2 separate regions of the Homo sapiens genome follow, and region 1 is linked to region 2. The links are chromatin loops, found by intact Hi-C in ENCODE. Cell type or tissue: A673. All regions are shown on one strand.

Region 1 (8,000 bases), 220 kb before region 2:
CCCAGGAAGTGACTTTAGTCCACTTACCACTTAGACTTTCAGATAAGATTCGAAGTCTATACCTGACCACATTATTTCAATTTGAATGGTGGAATCTTGCCACTTCCATACTGAATTCATACTTAGGAATTCCATTATATTCCCCAATTCATTTTTCCACCTTGTTTTATGATGTATGTACCTAGTAAGCTGTCCCCCTCTAGACTGTGGGTTCTGTAGAGGACATAGAGTGTCAGATTCTGCAATACATTCTTTGTGTCAGCAGGTCACCAAAGAGCAAACAGTGCTAAAAATTGGTATGAGCAAGGTCTTCTTAATGCCAACTGCTTTGGGGTCTGCAAAGATTACTATATTCCACATCTTTTTTTGTCAAGGAGAGAACAAGGTGAGATAGATATGGTGATTATGTGGTGACAAGAACACAAATAACTATTATATAGTCATAGGACAGAAGACGTGTCAGGTTCTCATAGTATAAGCAAAGACTTGAGAGATTCAACGGAGATTGAAATCATATGGTTTAGTGGGTTTCCGAGGATGACTGATGAAGGATTTTTCCCTCATGTTGGGACTTGAAGGAGATAGAATTTGGTAGGCCGATAATAGGGTACTTGAAGAAAAATGCAAAGCATGCATAATTGGAAAGTGTGGATAATTTCCAAAGATGGGTATATCTCTGGGAGCCAAGAGAATTTACTTCTTACTGTGTCATAAGGAATAACATAGAGAATGCAAGGTACTTAAGTCAAGGTCCTATTGCCAGGGTTAGTTTGTTACAGGGAGGTTATTTTCAATTTGTAGGAACTGGAAAATTACAAGTGGTTTTCATGTAAAGTTATGATATTACTCAACCGTGTGGAAGCCTGATTTATTTAGAAAGAATCTAGGGACGGGGATACTAATTAGGGGGTTATTATATTATTTTGTTAAAGATAGAAGGAGAAACTAGATTTGCAGCATCGGGAATAGAAAGGAGAGAAATACTGAAATGCACAAAATCCATGTATCTAAATCATAGCCATTTTGCAAGGTACATAATGTTCTTTACAACCTATACTTAATTTGTAACTCGTGCAATAATGGATTACAAGTCTCACCTACCCACATGCATTTCTTCCTCCATGAGTACATCATTCTTCAAGCAATTCCACATCATTCTCTAGTCTGTTGTTTTGTGCATGCCATCTTTGTCCAGAATCCCCTCTCAGTAGCTCAAATGCTGCTTCTCAGTATCTATTGACTCCTCCAGGAAGTTCCATTTAATTTTTCTGACAATATTTAGTCTAATATTTGATAATGCATGGTAATCTAAATGAATGCATATCTGTCTTTCCCACTAGAGCCTGAGTTCTCACTCCCAACCTCAGGATATCTGCAAATTCAAAAAGCATTTCTTTTAAGCCCTCTAAGTCATTGCCCCAAATATTAAACAGGACAAGGCCAAGGCCCTGTCATCCTCCATTAATTTTATTTTAAAATATTTATGGAGGCCTGCACTCTGATGAATGCTGTGCAGGATTTAGAAAAAGTAAAATACATAGTTCCTGTTCCCAAATTGCTCACAATATAGCACAAAAACAAGACTAACACTTGTAAAACAATTAGAGGACAAATATCACATTATATAATTAAGGGTTTAATTGTGTGGTGAAGATTTACAGGAGACTTAAGTGGAGGGAGATTGGAGAGCATGAAAAAGTCAAGAATGGCTTCATGGAAGAGATGGAAAGAAACAAAAGAGAAATAGCAATAGGACTGGAAGGTGTTTCCTAACTAAACCACCTGCTCTGACTTTCTCCCTTGTGACATATACCTCTGAGACTTGTCTGGGACAGATGGAGACATGGATGTGCAATGGCTCAGAGTCAGGGGATGAGGCAGGAAAGGACGTGAACATAGACATTTTGAAAATAAAGAACTAAACCAGCAGTTTTATAGGACAAATCAGCTTTATATATGAACAGTTCATTTCATCTGAAGTTAGAAATAGAGTTCAGCTGACATATTCACTATCTCTTTCATCAAGATTCAAAAAAAGTTGGTAAACCAGGAAGAAACTGATTCCTTTATAATAATTACTAAAAGGCCCTTGTATCCAAATCTTTCCTCTGAACAATTCAAAGCAGTCAAGGAATTGAACTCTAGCTATTCAAATGAGACAAATTTTAAACAACTATAGACATAAACATTAATGCTGATATTTATTTGAAATTATTTGTCTTTGATCTATTTTTGGCTTATCATTCTAGAACCAATGACAACACATGATTTGCAGATTATAAAAACCTGGCTTGGCCGGGCGCGATGGCTCACGCCTGTAATTCCAGCACTTTGGGAGGCCGAGACGGGCGGATCACGAGGTCAGGAGATCGAGACCATCCTGGCTAACACGGTGAAACCCCGTCTCTACTAAAAATACAAAAAAAAAATAGCCAGGTGCCTGTAGTCCCAGCTACTCGGGAGGCTGAGGCAGGAGAATGGCGTGAACCCGGGAGGCGGAGCTTGCAGTGAGCCGAGATGGCGCCACTGCACTCCAGCCTGGGTGACAGAGCGAGACTCCGTTTCAAAAAGCAAACAAACAAACAAACAAAAAAAGCCTGGCTCAAACCAGGTATCCTGAGAAATGAGATGTATTCCATTTCCGCATTAAAGCTGCATAATGTTAACACGGTGCATGGAATAAGAGGTTGCCATCAATGAAAACCCGCTGCAGTACTGTATTTTGTCCATAACCTTGTTTTTCTTCGATATCAAGAAATTAATTTTTATGCCGAGTTTTTTAGTCCATGCATCTGAGAATTAATAATTGTGTAGAATTGAGGATGAGCCAAAAAATCAAAATGTGAAGGTAGATTTAATATTTCTATCTTCAAATGGTTTGCTGTTTTTTTGTATTGATATTTTATGAACACCAGCAGCAAAAGTATGCATATACACGTATACACACACGTATATGACAGTGTATATACATATATTTTTGAAACACACTATTCTTGTATAATAATATTGAAACAGAATATTTCTCTGAAATCTTTAGATTAATTTGCATCACTTTTATATAATTTTCTCTCTGTATGATTGAAGAAATATTTGGGTTGTCAGGCTTAGTTACATATAAAGAGAACAATCAGAAATAGTGAAAATTTACACGTGATATGTTTTTCTCCATCTGACTTTACTGCCTTTTACCCACAAGGTGGCACTCTCTCGATATGTCTAAATTCAAGCCTTTTTAATAAAGATACATCAAAATAGAAATCTTCCTCAACCAACCTTCATTGTTAACAACCTTCCCAAAAAACAAAGTGAATTCACAAATGCAGTTTGGAAAACTAGTATGGTTAAATGTATCGCATAGATCCCTTACAAGATGTCACTGTTTATATTGTAAATCTGTAAAGTCCTTAATTCTGGATCAGTCAATTTAGGTCTGATTTTGTTCTCAGTATGAACAGCAAAGCGGATTGTCCCTACTAAATCTGATTAGTCTTGAGGCACCTCTATTCAGTATTTCTTCTTAGGAAGTACACAGGCGCAGCCCAGAGGATGGGGTTTATGGAGAGAACTGGTGTGCTGTGATTGCAGTGACCACATGTCCCCAGTTTTTTTGGACAAAAATAATTTTAAATGGGCTTTTCTAATAACCACATCTGGATATTCATATTTCTAGAGAACGTCTTCCTTTTTTTTTTTTTTTTTTTTTTTTTTTGAGACGGAGTCTTGCTGTGTCTCCCAGGCTGGAATGCAGTGGCGCGATCTCGGCTCACTGCAAACTCCACCTCCTGGGTTCAAGCAATTCTCTGCCTCAGCCTCCAGAGTAGCTGGGACTACAGGCGCCCACCACCATGCCTGGCTGATTTTTGCATTTTTAATAGAGACAGAGTTTCACCATGTTGGTGAGGATGGTCTTGATCTCCAGACCTGTGATCCACCCACCACGGCCTCCCAAAATGCTGGGATTACGGGCATGAACCACTGTGCCTGGCCCCAAATTTTTAAATTCAAAAATAGTTAATATTAAAGACAGTCTTGATCTCCTTCTCAACCAAGTGTACATGGAGTCTGTTAGCAACATGACAACAGATGTTCAGTCCTTTTTTAAGTTCAATATTGGCCCTGGGAGATGTCCTATTCATTGGCCGGTGGATGCACAAAGATAAGGCTCTGGCAGCTAGATCCTAGGATCAAGTCCTCCCTATCAGCTTTCACTGCCTTTCTTAGAAGCTGTTTCAGGAAAGAGATATGGCCTTTGCTTGAGACACTTCCTTTGAAATTGAACTCTTAAAAATCAGAGAGAGCATCCCCCAAAAATAGTTCCATAGATCTACATTCTAGTTTTTTAGTCAGAATTTTATAAAGCCTCTTTTCTTACCATTGAATAATTATAAAATAAAGAGTTTTTCAGTAGTGAAAATGATATGTTTTCTATATCATGCAATTGCTAGGTGCACACTGGGTAGTGCCTACAAATAAGAATATTAGAGATCTCGCCCCTCACTGACCCCCTTATGTATATAAAAGAAAAGCAAGTCATACTATAACTGGTTGTCACTAAGACAGGTTAGAGTAAGGTAACAGATTTGTTACAATCCACATCTCTGCCTTTTACCTAGGTAGAGATAAATCAGCAACAAATTCTACATTCTACTAATGATTCTACTAGAGATGCAGTCTGCTTATGTTTCAAAGCATTTTCTTGGTACATGGAGCAGCTGATTAAAATGTCCATGAGGGAAAGCTCATGTATAAAATGAACTCAATTTGAATGAAAGGAGGTGGAGCCTGTAGAAATTTCAAATACAGAAGAATGTGAAGTGGGTAATGATTACAAGGAACCGGCAAAATAGAATAAAATAAAAATTTGATTAACTAAAAAATGGACTAGACAGAGAGAGGCACTGTGTAAAATTTTTATACAAACAATGTCCTCCCTTGTATTATTGTGGAAATGACAACTGGGAGGAGTTACGGGCTTGCAAAATTGAGTAGATGCGATAAAATGGGAGTTTTGCTTTGGGAAACATCTTTGATGCATATGGTATTGTGAAAAGCATTACAGCCCTGGCATAAATAATCTAGGTATAAGTATACCTGATAGACACTTGCAGGCAGTAATGTAAGTGGAAAGTAAACAGAAGGATTTGATTTGATTTAAAATGAGGAGGGAATCTGATAAAACAGAGACTATGATAGAGGAGTCAAATGGAAGAACAGGAGTTATAAAGCAGACACAAATCAGCATAAAGAGATGAATATGAATATAGAGATGAGCGAAATATCAGCCCAGCCCTAAATATGTTACACACTGGGCTCCTGCTGTACACAAAGAATATATGCTACCTGACCTCAGAGGCTACAAAGGGGAACAGCATAACACAGAATCTTTTACCAATAATATTATAATCTTATTGAGGAGAAAAGAGATAAATACATTAAAAAGTTAGGTTTAATACAAGCATTAACAATACAACAAAATTTTTACAACATAATTCATGAAGAGTTACAGAGAGACAAATCACATAACTGTAAATGGAGTTTATCATCAACATTAAAAGGAAAAAATAGATAATCAATATCACATCAATTTCTTGGACACACTTTTATACAACTGTTTGAACTCTGATAATAAGAACTAACACAAGCTAAGGTAAAATGATATAGGCATATCGAGACTTTGCTTTAGTATTTATGGTTTTCCAAAATGTAAGCTTCAGCCTTTGAGCTCAGCAATTTAAAACTGTAACGGCTATGTTTGATAACTCAGAAAAATATGCTTTCTAAGTCCTTTATTTTTACATGTTTATTCTATTAAAGCAAAGGAAAAAAGATGCTAAAATAGAAAAACGGTCTCTATACTTAAGTTAATTTAGCTTGCGTACCAATATTTTTAAAAGTAATTTTTGGATCCCAGGGAGAATCACTCACTCACATTAGATTTTCTTTTTAAATCTTGCCAGTGGTCATTAATTATGTACAATCATTTGTGACATTTAAAACTGTTAATTTCCTTTGTGATTTAGGCTGTGGGGATTTTATTTTTCAAGGAAACAGTTTCTCAAAACCCATACTGTAAATGATTTTAAAAATACCTCAATGAATAGTAACTATTTCTTCTTCTTATTATTATTAATCTATTTGAGTACCTAGGCCAGGAACTATGTATACATCAACCCTAGTTGACAAATTTGTAGTTAAGTCATTCAAAAGACAGGAACACTCAGAAAGGTAAAGTGATATTCCCCAACTAGAAAATGGTTGAGGGAAGGTTTATTTCCAAATCTGCCTAATTCCCAAATCATTGTTCTTTCCACCAGCTAATGCTGCCTCCTTAGAGAGAACCATATTGAGATGCTGCCATATTATAGATGCCTCTGTGTGTGTGTGTGTGTGTGTGTGTGTGTATATGTGTGTGTGTGTATGTGTGCGTGCGCTCAGAGGCTTTCACACAAATTTTTATATCCTAAATAAGTCTCTAACCAGCTTTATAATTTGGCAAAAACTGAAGTGCAAATTAGAATTAGATTATTTGTTTTATCTTTTCTGTTCTCGGCCTGCACTACCTTCATCCTATTCAAGAAAAGAGACTTTGTTGGGTGGCATGAAATTGGTTGCCAACGACTCTTAGGTGTCTTTTTGTTTTTATTTGCTTCCAGGGACTGATATTTCAATGGCTGCATAGTACCTGACCTAAAGGGGATACTCAATAAATGTCCTTGAAAGACTGAATTGTATTAATCTGTGTTTATATCTGATTGTTCCACACATAGCCCTTGTTTTCCCTCGTCTTGAAAATACCCAAATACACATTGCAATTTTATGTATTAAATAAAATGTATTCTCAGATGCACTTACATATGGACAATGTTTTAAAACTCACTTATATTTGCATTTGAAAAGCTTGTATCAGACCATTATATAATCTAACAATTATTAGGGCTCTTAGAGATACTATGGTTGAACCCTTTCATCTTACTGAAAGATAAAATTGAATCTTTGAGAAAGTAGGACATCTTTGTTTTAAAATTAAATAAGATTATAAATTCACCTAGGAAATTTAGAGATGTGTTTCTTTCAATAATGGTAGTGTTTCCTTATGTTGGTGACCGCTCCTTCCCTTGCTGGCTTACCTTTTGTGGCTGGGTAGGAGGCAGTGTTGCATGGAGTGTTGGGGTCAGAATGACCTGAGTTTGGGATATAACTCTGACATGCTTGACATGTGGCTTTGAGCAAATTACACAATTTTCTCTACCCAGAATTTCATTTTTTTAAATAAATTAAGCATTATAATAACTATCTCCAGAGATTGTTTTAAAGATTAAATGAGATACTGTATGGTAAGAACTTAGCATAATCCTCTTATAGTAAATGTTCAATAAATCTCAGGTTTTAGCACTGTTGTGACATAACCACTGCTTATAGTCTTTGAGTTTGAAGATGTCTATTTAACCTCTCTAAAATACATTGAAATGAAAAATGTTAATCATTCCTGCTCTGCCTACTGTGGCACTCCTACTGTGATTCCTTACCCTAACACCTCCTTTACTGGCTTTTCTCCTGCTCTGAATTTCTTTCTCCACTCTCATCATCTTGTTAAATTTTACCTTAAATTAACTATGTGCTCCCAAACCTTTGACTCAGGCTCTGTCTGTAGGAGAGTTCAGCAAAGACAGCCCTTTATATGAATTCACTTTCAGAGCTAAGTAAATTAAAACCAAATTTAAATGGATTGTTATGATAAAGAAATTTGTTTGATTCACACAATTCAAAGTCCCAGAGAAAATATTTATTCCTGCCCTTTTACTAAAGTGCCAATATTACAAAGATTTGATTTCTCTCCAACACCTTGCTTAGACTTCTAATATACCGGCTTTATCCTATGGTTGCTATTCCTCATGGTCCCAAGATGTGTTCCAGAAGGTTCCACAGTAAGATGCATTGCCATTTATGGGTGATGTGAACGACGTGATGTCTTCATTCCAGGGTGCTTAGAAAATTTCCTG
Region 2 (8,000 bases):
ATTACCTTTATCAGCTTTTTTTGAACATCCACTAATATTTTACTATAGAATACTTTTTTATTTTTATTTTTAATAAAATGTTTATTCTGAAATTGTGATATCTCAATTATATTAACTGACCAGTAGTTTCTTTTTTAATGAGACCCTGCTTTGAATGTTAAACTTTTTGGGATAATGGAAAAGGAGCTAGGACAATTCTTGCTTTCAAGTAAAATTGTGACTGAGCAGAAAATCAGCCAGCTATCTTGGTGCAGAGAGGTACTCCAAGTCCCGTGGAGTTGTGATGACTTCCATGTAATATTTTCATGAGGATTTCATTCTGACACATTTTTGTATCCTCAAGCTCCATTTATCTAGGCCTTTTCTGAGCACGTAAGGAAAACAAAACAAAATCCTTCAAGATTCAGGCTCTATATTATTATTATTTTATTTTTGACCATTAGATCCCCTCACCCTTTTTCTTTCAACCATGACTCGAATTTCTATATGTTAATATTTTAGAGCACAGAATATTTGCTTTTTTGTTCTCTTTTTGTCCACTGTTCCCCTGTTCCAGCCCATCTGACTTCCCAAGGAGAGATGACTGCCTACATATGGGCTATAATACAGGACTCCTTATTCTTGATTTCTTCAACCAATTCAATCATAGGCTCTTAAAATTCTGGGACTGCAGGTTCCTGACACAGTTTACCACTAAAGCAATAAACAGTTCAGTTATTAAATACCAGAAGGGAAAGGTAGTAATGGGCAAGGTAGTCCATCAAATAATGAAGACCTCTGGTTAATACATAATTAAGAGGAGTATTCATTCATTGTAGATTCATTCTCATCTCCCTTCCTACCTGCTTCTACCACCTGCTCACAAATAAGCCTCCTTCCTCCTGTTCTTTCCTTTGCCCTAAATTCTATTCTAAAACGGTGCTCAAATTAACTAGAGCTCAAATGTTAATAAACCTATAAGTCAGGAATACATTTAGCTTACTTCTCCCCGCTTACAGGCATAACACAATTACCAACTTACTAGAGCTAATGGGCAATTCTTCCCATGAGGAAGAGATGTAATAAAAATTTCTAGCTAGAAGAGTTTTTTTTTTTTTTTTGGCAGGATGGAAATGAGCAAGTGTCTTATTACAGTCATATGTACAGAGCCTTATTCTCCCGAACACACTGACTATCCTCCTGGATACCTAGTATGGTGTTGAGGTCTAAGTGACAATAAGGGGCTTACCTGAAATTCAAAGCCAGATCTGTTTGACCCCAAATGCCATGGTCTCTTTGAGACTATCAATCAGCTCACTAGCTTCTAAACTTATTTAAAGGAGGGTCCATAGGTGCTTTTGCTCATGGTTTTGTCTTCAGCACCAAACTCAGTGCCTGACACCTAGGAGATCTAATCAATGAATAAATGCTTCTGAACACAAGTCATCTCGTGGGGGGGACACAGTGACATTCCATTGACATACACCATAATCATTAACAACTATCTTCCCTCTAGGGATGTATTTGGCTCTTTTCATCAGGGACCACAAAGATTTTTAATATTACATGACAATAAATGTATATGGTTTTCTGAACATACAATATGCAGAGTAGCAATGTTTTTTCATGAAAAATAGTAGAGCAAAATGAGTGAGTTACGCAGACTGTAAAAGAAATACAATTAAATCAATTAGTTTCTGTGTAATTCATTCTGGCTCACTTCTCACAGAGTCCTCACAGGTGAGTTCAAAAGACAAACCATTCTCACTCTGACCCGTCCGAGGGTGATCTTGAGAAGTGGGTCGTGCAGTGTACATGATGCACTTCACCACAAGAGCACTACACACCCAAAGAAATAAACATTTCAAACACCAGCAAGGAAATTATTTCAAAGCCTTCACAGTATTAAAGTAGGAAATCTCACCAGTCAGGAAGAAAATTAAATAAACATCAAATGACTAATTCCTTACCTTGTGGCATGAATATTGTTTTTGTTTGTTTGTTTTGTTTTGTTTTCCTCGGATTTCAGGCTGGGAACTAGGTGGCCTTCCCCACATGAAGGTAAAAGAAAGCAGAAGAAAGCTGATGATTAAGCCATAATGGGGAAAAAGAAACTGTGTTCCCTAGCTGGCTGTAGAGAAATTTTCAAAATGTTTTCAACATCTGAATGAAGATTCTGTCAACATACACGCGGTGACCTCGGATATGGTTGTCAGGAGTGTTTGGGGCCAAATAGGGGCAGGCAACGCTTCTCTCACCAAAGCTTAGAAATAACTCAAAGTCTGTACTGAACTGGTGCTTCACTTCTCATGGGTTCCGTTTTTGTTTTTACTTAAACATTTATTATGTAAAACTACATCTTCTGTCCCAAAGGACTAAGACCTGTTTGAAAACTAAATCCATGTTTTAATCGTTTTTGTGATGAAAATTGCTTGAGTAAAATTAAAATAAATTTCCTCTCAGAAGGGGTGTAATCCCAAGCCAACATGCTGATGAATTGGAATAACAGAAGTATCGAATTGAAGCTTTGCAAGTGTTTAAAGAAAGATTTTAGACAAACTAAATTTAGCAGAGTTTATTTGAGCAAAGAAGATTCATGAATTCAGCAGCACTCAGAACCAAGAGAGGTTCAGAGAGCTTCACCCAGCAATGTGAGCAGGCAGTATTTACTGACTGAAAAAGGAAGTGATAACGTAGAAACAGCTTGATTGGTTGCAGCTTAGCATTTGCCTTGTTCAGACATGCCTGAGCAGTTTGCAGCCCGTGACTGCCTGAAAGTTCGGCTGCTGAGATTGACTGAGGCTCTGTTATTTTCTACAAGAATGTACTCTCAAGTTAGTTTGCAATTTGTTTACATGTTACCCTAGGTTACCATTTGCTAGGTATGGAGGCAGCTTTTGGTCAAACAATTTAATTCAGCAGAAGGAACCGTGAATACTCTAACTCATTGTTTAAAGTTGGAATCCTCTTTACAGACACTGCCAGTTTACATGTAGCCTTCCATTTCTTTAGTCCCTTCTGTGGCCAGAATGCAAATGACCCCTCTATTGATATCATTTTTTAAAGGCTTGTAGTAAAATACATAACTTTTACCATGGTAATCATTTTAAAGTATAAAATTCACTGCCATTAAATATATTCACAGTGTTGTACAACCATCATCACTATATAGTTGCAGAACTTTTTCATCACCTCATTGATTTTATTTATTTATTTATTTATTTATTTATTTATTTATTTATTTATTTGAGATAGGGTCTTGCTCTGTCTCCCAGGCTGGAGTGCAGTGGCGCGATCTCGGCTCACTGCAAGCTCAGCCCCTCCAGGTTCACGCCATTCTCCTGCCTCAGCCTCCCGAGTAGCTGTGACTACAGGCGCCCGCTACCACACCCAGCTAATTTCTTGTATTTTTTTTAGTAGAGACGGGGTTCCACCGTGTTAGCCGGGGGGACTCGATCTCCTGACATTGTGATCTGCCCACCTTGGCCTCCCAAAGTGTTGGGATTACAGGTGTGAGCCACCGCGCCCGGCCCACCTCATTGATTTTTAAAACCAAACTCTTTATGACTTTCTCTTTCTCTGGATGTTAATTGACAATCTGCAAGTATCAGAGACTATCAGTGAAACAGAGTAGTATCAGACATTCATCCGGCCAGCATTTACTGAATACCTAGTATGGATAGCTCATCTAGGAATATCAAATGGGGTTGGAAGTCAGGACCCTAAATTCCAGTTTCAGGTTATTCAGCCACTATGTGTACCTACCTTCTCCCTACTCCATGTCGACAATGGAGGACTTGTAAATAAACTGACCTCTCAGGCCCACGGTGAGAATCAAATAAGATTATGTGTGTCAATCAACTTTGAGAAGCATAAGGTGCTATGCAAATGCAAGAGGAAAAGAGTGAAAGCTGTTTTGAAAAATTAAAAATCTCATTTGTGGTCCTCCAGAGAGAGCCATAACCAGGAGGTGATTAACAGACATGCATAACATTGGCTTGCTAATGAATTATCACTAATGAGAAGTCAGATAATTACATGGCTTGTTAGCATCATTTTGGAGCTTGCTTCAAACTGGTATGTAAAAGATATATCAAAACCTCTCTAATGTCTATACTCTTATTATTTTTCTTAATCTTCTATCCATCCAAACATGACTCACATTGTCAGCCACATAGGACCTTATGTCTCTGTTAAGTATCTATCTCTGTGAATGAATGATGGACCGTGTGAATGTATGAATAAGTTATCTGTATGCTATCAACGGATGAATTTGCTAGGGAAGCAATGAGTGGTTCATGGTGAATTGCATTTTTCTATAATTTGTATGGAGAGGAGTCATTGGCCCATAAAATTAGGAGAAGAGAAGAAACACCATTTTCTTTTTCATTCCACAGTTAGAAATGAAAAATACTTGTTCTACATGAAGCTAGTCTGTGTAATGCTGACTTGTCCCAAAGATCAGCACTTTATCTCCAATCTGCCAATTTGAGGCAGAAAGAAAGGTTACTTTTATAAAGAACTCCTTGCTCCCTCTGCTGGCCACACAGAGCACACCACATAGAGTAGAAGCTTCTATCATTCTCAAGGGTATGAACATGAAGATCACGCAGGGCCTTTGGGATGCAAAATCTATTTGGTTGACATAAAGTGAAGAGTCTCTTACCAGCTGCAACAAAATAATGACAGAAAACAATAATTAACATGAAAATAATAATGACTAATATGTGTTAAAACTGACTCTGCTCCAAGGACAATTTGTAGCATTTTACATGCATTTTCCTTTTGAGGAGTTTCTCTGTGGCTGGTAACAGATTACTATAATTTGGGTAGAGGTAGGAACAGAAAATGACTGTTGGTCAGACACATTAAAAAATGTTCTGTTTGGCATCAATTTTAGACCATCTCTTCTAAAGAGAGATTTTATTTCAATCTTAAAGATTCAGAATCAAGTAGGGGTCTCTCAGGTTAAAAGTCATGGTATAGACATAAATGATGAACTTATTTAGTTGGAGTTTTTCTCTGTTTTATACACTTAAGACAGACGTTATAGACCAGACATCTAGTTTTAAGAGCCCAAGCAGATGTTAAAATTGGTGCATCAATCAAAATGTATCTAAGTTCTCAAAGCACACATTGGAAAAGTTCCTAGATGGGCCTCAGTAAAAGGAAACATTCTTCTGTTAGTGTTTTGTGTTCCATCAACTTTTTTTGTTCCTGCTTCAAAATGCCAAATGCTTTGGCGGGAGCTAGTGGAATCATGTTAATATAATTTTAATGTGGATATGTTTTATTTTATAAATATTGTGAGAAAATAATATGTAGTTAAGATTGCATGAAGTATGAAAAGATGTCAGACTTAGAAATCAAGCAGATGTGGTTTTAAATGTTCTGGAACATAGGGATAATCATAATAGATAGTGCTGTTGAAAGGGCTGGAGATAACAGTGCCTAACTGGGTTCATGGCATATAGTGGGTGTGTTAGGGCTCAATAGAAAAAGATAGATAGATAGATGATGATGAAGATAGATGGATGGATGGATGGATAGATAGATGGAAAGAAGGATAGATAGATTAGATAGGCAGAAGTAGATTTGCATAATGATTTGTGCTTAAGCATTTGTGAAAGCTGGTTAACCAACTTCTGTAAGGCTATTGCCTCAGAGACTGATGCTAGAGCTCAAAGTCCACAAGGCAGGCAGGCAGGAAGGAAGGGAAGACAGACGTAAAGTAGAGAAGAACAAGGACAAGCTAGAACCGACCAGCAAGACCTGGAACTCAGGAACTCAGTAGGACAAACTATAAACTGCCAGGTCTTATGGCTGTTGCCTTAGTGGTATGGGTGTCCTGCAGAAACTGGGTTTTTTTGCAAGAGAGCTAAACACACATCTAGCCCACGAGTCCAATAAGCTAATGGAGAATCCAGTGGAAGGTGAAACCATTGTAGTCTTAGTGTCTGTATCATGCCACTTAGGTAAGCAAACAAGTAAACAGCAATACATATGAGCTATCAAAGACCTGCTGCTTTGTTCTTTCCAAATCTCACAAAAGAATCTCTTTTTTGGCCCACCCAAGCCAGAAACATACAGAAAAGGGAACCTGGAAAAGTAGTTCAGCCTTGCCAAGTTGACAGATTACAAAGCCACCACTGTAGGAATCCAGTAACTGATAACTCTTGGCATCTGTGCATTATTCATGAGGAATGCCTTCCTTTAAAAAGTTTAATTATAGGTAACATTATTTAGTTGTGTGGCTTTATTATGTGTCTAGTAATGAGGAAGATGAGAAATATTCAGGACAAACAGTGAAATACGCAGTAGCCCATGAAGTGGCAAATACAGATGGCCAGTAGATTTAATCTTGAATTCTAATACCAATTCATTAAGACTGCTGGACAGTAGTTCTAGGCTGAAAAGGATTCTAAACTATATTTATTTAACAAACTTACACTGAGTGCCTACTATATGTGAAATGCTATTCTAAATGCTGAGGATATAGCAGTGAACAAAAAGTCAAAACTTCCTGCTTTCATTCGAGTAAGGGAAGATAGTTAATAAGTAAATAAATAAGCCCCACATGTAATATAATAAATATGTTTGAGCCTTGAAGAAGCAATGCTGTGATCCATGGGCAATGTCTGAGGTTGGAAGTGGTTTCTCATGAGCATGCAGATTTCATTCTCGTTTAGAAGATCAATGACATGACAATGATGCTTCTTGGGAATTTTCAGAAAGCCCTGAGAATTTTGTCCACTGAAATCAAATCCATCTTTCAAATTTCAATTGAAAGATGATTTTCAACTTTCAGAGGTCTCTGCTCTAAGAAATAAATATGGTATTATGTTGTGTATTGGTCAGAATGGTTGAAGGAGAGAGTCTATAGAACAGCTGTAGAAGACGTGACTGAAAAGGAAAACCAAGGTCACGTTGAAGAAGACTTGACTGTAAGGCCTGTTAACGTAATATCAGACTTAAGTTGTGCAGTATGAATTTTTCCAGAAGCTCATGAAGCCAGCAGTGCTAAGGCCCATGTTGGAGTCCAATCTTCCTTTTCTATATGTAGTTGATTGTGAAGACAAAAATCAATAGGCAGTTTAGGTAGTTCTTGTTAAAACTAAATTGAAATGATTGACTTTCTTCTGGAACATGCAGATTCCAGAAATCTCTGGGCCTCATTATGGACAGATAAATATTTACTCTTAAAGTTTTATAGCATAGAAAAAAGCAGATGCAATCCAAACATCGTGGGGAAAAATGCAAGAAAACTAGGTCTTTATGCAACAATTTAAGGTAATAATGTGTCCAATAAAGAGGGGTTAATGTGCCCTGACTACTGTGAGAACAAATTTATGGTCAAAATAAAAGCTCAGACTCTGGTAAACTTGGGGAAAGGGGAGAGTTATGATCTGTAGTGAATGACTCCAGTGTTCTTAAAAGAAAACCCAATGGGTTCCTCTCTACCCCTAGAAGGCTCTATTCCTACAAGTAAAAGTTGTTTTTTTTTTTTCTTGAATCAGTAAGTACATCAGACTGGTGGAGAGGGTTTATATGAGGCAAAAATAGATGTGTCTGAACAAGTTCAAGTCACTCTAGGATCTGTGAATGTTGTCTGGGCAGTGTCATATATGATGCAAAGAGCACCTACTAATAAAATACAAATGCCATTATTAGAAAGAGAAAAAAAAAAATAAAAGGAGGCTCAGCCTCAATGATTTGCATTAACTGAGGTGGGATAAATTGGTAGAAGTTAGGATGGCCCAGCGGGGAAGAAAGTCAAATGCTTCAAGTGATATAAAAATGTAAAGTTCCAAAGTCCCTTAAGATTGAAATCCAATTTCTGAAACTTGAAGGTCAATACAAATGTTTTATCAGACAATTTCTAAATGTTAGGTAATGTATTCTTTAGCTATTACATCATAATTCAAATGATGATTCTAGGTGATACTCTCTGCTCGATCTTTCCCTTCCTAGTCATAGACCTGGTACAAGGCCTCGGGGCATTCCATTTTCAGACCATGCTT

Evidence for each region. A loop is a pair of places that touch in the nucleus more often than their neighbours do. Peaks named below come from ENCODE experiments on the same cell type or tissue, not always from the same donor. Only the 100,000 strongest peaks of a DNase experiment are listed, where the experiment ranks them.
Region 1: a loop joins it to region 2, with 9 times the contacts of the local background. A loop is called at or near these places in 53 of 110 quality-filtered maps.

The regions. Positions count from the first base shown.
Region 1 is chr10:106,171,169-106,179,168 of GRCh38, reverse strand. The region is part of intron 1 of LINC02624 (long intergenic non-protein coding RNA 2624); the gene reads right to left. Among named protein-coding and RNA genes, the nearest start is that of LINC02624, 35 kb to the right of the region's middle. In A673, a CTCF peak has its summit at 3,187 (motif pointing right); a DNase peak (open chromatin) is centred at 3,208.
Region 2 is chr10:105,947,050-105,955,049 of GRCh38, reverse strand. No RefSeq gene overlaps it. Among named protein-coding and RNA genes, the nearest start is that of LINC02627, 130 kb to the right of the region's middle. In A673, a CTCF peak has its summit at 4,526 (motif pointing left); DNase peaks (open chromatin) are centred at 2,709 and 4,509; H3K27ac peaks cover 1,806 bases.